2 separate regions of the Homo sapiens genome follow, and region 2 is linked to region 1. A link is an interaction called in ENCODE POLR2A ChIA-PET data of the cell type or tissue named here. Cell type or tissue: MCF 10A. All regions are shown on one strand.

Evidence for each region. ChIA-PET counts read pairs that join two places held together with the same protein. Peaks named below come from ENCODE experiments on the same cell type or tissue, not always from the same donor. Only the 100,000 strongest peaks of a DNase experiment are listed, where the experiment ranks them.
Region 2: POLR2A ChIA-PET joins it to region 1 with 6 read pairs; 18 of 35 experiments call an interaction of 5 or more read pairs at or near these places.

Annotation. Positions count from the first base shown.
Region 1 is chr4:87,212,116-87,214,615 of GRCh38, reverse strand. All of the region lies in intron 1 of KLHL8 (kelch like family member 8), which reads left to right. Among named protein-coding and RNA genes, the nearest start is that of KLHL8, 7.3 kb to the left of the region's middle. In MCF 10A, no CTCF peak of the experiment used is centred here; a DNase peak (open chromatin) is centred at 1,005.
Region 2 is chr4:86,926,653-86,929,152 of GRCh38, reverse strand. All of the region lies in intron 2 of AFF1-AS1 (AFF1 antisense RNA 1), which reads left to right. It also overlaps a transcript of C4orf36 not described here. Among named protein-coding and RNA genes, the nearest start is that of AFF1-AS1, 6.9 kb to the left of the region's middle. In MCF 10A, no CTCF peak of the experiment used is centred here; DNase peaks (open chromatin) are centred at 1,092 and 1,932.

The DNA of each region.
Region 1 (2,500 bases):
CGACATTGCACTTCATAGCTATGAGACCTTGGTTAGGTGTCTTAACTTCTCTGGGCCTCATTATCCAAAACTGCAAAAAAATAGGAATTTTACCTCTTTGAGTTATCCCAAGGATTGAAATGAATACATGTAAGTATTTAACTCATGATGACAATTATATATATATATATATATATATATATATATATATATATATATATCTGTTATGTGCCAGTTTGTTAACTCATTTAAGTTTTATAGCAATCCTATGAGGTTGATACTATTATTTTCCTCATTTTTACAGATGAGGAAACTAAAGCTAATGAAACGTTATGTAACTTAACCAATATCATACAATGAATATACAACTAATAAGTAGATAGAAGCACCCAATTAATGCTTGCTGTTGTCATTAAAAAAAAAAAGATGACTTAGGGTATTACCATCTTTTCTATAGTGGGTTCCTAATAATTGCAATCTCATGTAGAGCATTATAAAGCATATTTTATTTCTTTGCTGGAAAAAATGTTGATTGCAGGACTGTGTTCCTGACCAAGGACTCAGGATCACATAATTTATAAAAGTAATAACATCTGTTTATTGAATCTTACTATGTACTAGATACAGAGCTAAATACTTTATATAAATTACTTCACTTACCCATCACAACAACCTTAGAGCTGAGGCTCAGAGTAATTTTAAGTAACTTGCCCGAGGCTGCACAATTAACACAGAATCCCAAAACTGTCTAGCTCTAAAGTGTCTGCTGCTAACCGCCAGTTTATGTGCCTTGTGTCGCGTATGGCTGACAGATATCTCTCAAAAGCAAGGCAACAGCTTCTATAATTTTAAATAGCAAAATGTGCTACTGTAATTTTGAACCAGAAGGAAACTGATTACCTACTGCCTGTAGGCTAAACCAAGCTTGCTGCCTGTTTTTGTAAACAAAGTTTTATTGGAACACAGCCATGCTGTGTTCTTTTAAAAATAAAGACATTGAGACACAGAGAGATTAGGTAACTTCCCAGTAATGTAGCTAGTAGTAATCTAATGTCAGTAACTATGTTAATAAGCCTCTGAAAGTCTGCCAATCCCTGAATCCCATGCTACCCCCTAAACTCTATGTAAGCTCAGCAATGTGCTCTATTCAGAGGGACCGTGCCTGGATGGCATAGCTATCCCTTCAGTAAGTAGTAAATTCAGCTTTGTGCTTTTCGTTTGGTTTCAAACATCCAGTGTGAAATATTCCATACTTTGATACTTGGCAACAAATTATTGATAAATTAATTTTTTAGTAGGCATTGTTATCTTAAGTACAACCCTGTCACTTCTCTGACATTCTCAAATAAAAATAATGAGTAATATAGGCCCCTGTTAAGGTTCATGCATGTAGTTCGCATATTTAGGTAAAATTCAAGATCTTTCTTTTAATACTTTATACTAGACTTTTAGACCACTATGATTGTGATAAACTAAGTGGCCCAGTTCAAACAAGGAAATGATTACTGTAAGGTGTCAAAGGAATTCCTTTTTAATAAAACAGATCCCAAAATAAACATCTTACAAAGTATTCAGTGTAGTGAAAATGTTGTTTATAGACCCTAGAAATGACATTAGTATTTAACAAGCAGGCTTTGATAATAGTAGTATCTAATATTGCGTGTGTCATTTAAGGATGGGGATACACTCTTAAGAAACATGTTAATAGGCAATTTTGCCATTGTGCAAACGTCATAGAGTATACTTACACAAACCTAGGTGGTATAGCCTACTACACACCTAGGCTCTGTGGTGTAGCCTGTTGCTCCTGGGTTACAAACCTATACAGCATGTAGTAACATGCTGAATAATATAGTCAATACTGTAACACAGTGGTTACCTATTCGTGTGTCTAAACAGAAAAGGTACAGCAAAAATAAAGTGTTATAATCTTATGAGACTATCATCTATGCATTGGTCACCATCATCATCTATTGTGGACCAGAACACTGATATGCAGCACATGACTGTAAAGACTGTAAATGCTATTGTTAAGAAAATTTTTTTTTTTCTTTTTGAGATAAGGTCTCACTGTGTCGCTTAGGCTGGAGTCCACTGGCAAGATCATGGCTCACTACAGCCTTGACCTCCCTGGGCTCAGATGATCCTCCTACCTCAGTCCCCTGAGTAGCTGGGACTACAAGTGCAAGCCACCTCACCTGGCTAATTTTTTGATCTTTTGTCGAGACTGGCTCTCACTATGTTGCTCAGGCTGGTCTTGAACTCCTGGTAGGCTCAAGCAGTCCTCCCAGCTCATTGGTAACTGGTTGTTTTTAGCTTTTCAGTTTTCAAAAAAAAATTACTAGGTTGTATAACTCACAGCCTAAGTCATCAAGATATTTCTTAAAAGGTGGAACTGTTACATGAGAGGGCACGTAAATTAAAAAGATTTTGGATATCTTAGCTAAATGGAGCCTAGGAAGGCTTATATGAACAGCAGTGTGAGAGTGTTTATTTCCTGACAGCCCTACCAATTTTATTT
Region 2 (2,500 bases), 290 kb after region 1:
TTTTAGACTGCTGAGTTTGTGGTAATTTGTTATGCAGCGACAGAAAACTCATACGGAAAGAAAAAATAAATCTATGTCTTGCTCAGTGCTAGGCTAGAGGCACACATGATAGAGCATAGGAGGTTATCAGAGCACAGACAGGGACATCCAACAAACACTAAAGGACTTGGGGAAGGCATCCTGGCAGAGGTAGTAACTAAGATGAATTCTAAAACAAAAGAGGGAGAAGAGAGAAGGAGAGGGAAGGAGGAAGAAAAAAAATTTTTGAAAGAAGAAAAGAAAAGAGGAAGTTGGGGAAAATGTGTGTGATCAAACGGGGACATGAAACTTCGTGGGCAGAGGGAGTTAAATATCCACAGGTCCCAAAGTCATAGAGTTCATAGTGACCTTTAGAAACTAAAAAGACATCAATATGTCTGAATTTGGGGACGAATGGTAAAAAATGAGGATGGAGATGTAAAAAGAAAAAAAGAACATTTACCATTTACTGATTGTATACTACGTGGAAGCCCACAGTGTCAGCTCAGCCTGCTTCAACACAACCCCAAGTCAGAGATAGATGGCACAGGTCATCTGCTCGTTTGCCTCAAATCTAGTCTAGTCTAGTCTAGGTGCCCTTCCTCTACTCTGCCTTCAGTCACGGGGTAGATTCTCCCAAACCACCTTTTCAGGGCTTCTTTGCTGGGAAACTGGCTTCTGGGTGGGTTTGGCCAATGGAAGGCACTGGGAGGAGATAGAAGGGCAGGAAGAGAGGCAACTCCTGGGCATTTCTCTTCTTTCTCTGCTCTGGGCAATGGCTCTGGCCCAGTGGCAGCACCTCCCCCATAGCCCCAGCTTCTACAGATCCCAATGAACAGCCCTGCCTCCTGAGCTCCTGTAACACTAAGTTCTCCCTTAGTCCCCACCTTAGGGTGGCAGTTGCTTAATGCCTGAATAGTCTCACCTTCCCCTTTTGGGTCTTTCAGTATTAAATTTTCTCCACTGAACTACCTGGCATGAGTGTTATTTTTGTAACTGGATCCTCACTGAATCACCATGTTTGACAAATAGCTACGAATCAGAAAGATTGAGCAACTGCCTAACGTCACACAGTTGGGATGTTGTGGGGCTGGGTTGTAGATGTTTGGCTGTGAAGCCCATCTCTTTCCACCCAGCTGCATTGTCTCTCAGAAACTTTCCATCACCATTCTGAGTCAGCTCTTTAGAACTTCACCATTACAGCAACCTCCACTCTCAGATGAATCTTCCTTAATTATACCTCTGGTCATGTGATATATGTGGCAATTGCAAAGGGAATTCAGTATCAACTCCTCATTCTAGACTCCAGGCTTTCCAGAATTTTTTTTTTTTTTTGAAATGGAGCCTCGCTCTTGTTGCCCAGGCTGGAGTGCAGTGGCGTGATCTCGGCACACTGCAACCTCCACCTCCCGGGTTCAAGCAATTCTCTACCTCAGCCTCCTGAGTAGCTGGGATTGCAGGCGCCCACCACCACGCCTGGCTAATTTTTGTGTTTTTAGTAGAGACAGGGTTTCACCATTTTGCATTTTGGCCAGGCTGGTCTTGAAATGCTGACCTCATGATCCACCCGCCTCGGCCTCCCAAAGTGCTGGGATTACAGGCATGAGTCACCATGCCTGGCCCCAGAATATTTCTTAAACCAGTCTTTCTGACTTCACTTTTGCTAGACATTTTGCTCTACTGGAAAGCTGCCCTTGATTTTCACTTGTACGTATTTACTTATTCTATTTCTGTTCCCTTTAGCTAGAATGCTCTAGTTCTACCTGTAATAAAAACAAAAACAAAAACAAAAACACATGACTGGATCTTGCTATGTGGCCCATGCTGGGTTCAAGCAATTCTCCCACCTCAGCCTCCCAAAAGTGCTGAGATTACACACATGAGTCACCATGCCCGGCCTCCACCTTTTGATATATCTGTCCTTTGAAGCTTATTTATTCATGTATTCATTCATTCAACAAGCCTGGGCAGGGTACATTCTAGGCCCTTAGGAGGGAAAATAGAACAAGATGACTCCTATCTTCTAGAATGGGGGTGGGCATACTTTTTCTGTAAAGGGCCAGATAGTAAACATTTTAAGTTTTATGGGCCACATGGTCTCTGTCACAACTACTCAACTCTGCTATTATAGCACAAAGGCAGCCATAGGCAGTACATAGAGAATGAATATGATTATTCCAACAAAACTTTATTTACAAAAGTGGGTGTTAGGTTGTAGTTTCCCATGGTTTGTTGAGGCCCTCCTCTAAAAACTCACAGCTAAACAGATGGAAAAGCCAGCAGGAAATGATAATGCATAAAACATATCAAAGAAATATGGAGGATTGTACGGCAGGCACATGTGACAACAATAACATAAACATACCCTGAGAATGACCCGGTATGGCAGATGCACCTGACAGCAATAACGTAAGTATACCCAGAGAATGACCCTGTATGGCAGACTCACCTGACAGCAATAACGTAAGCATACCCTGAGAAT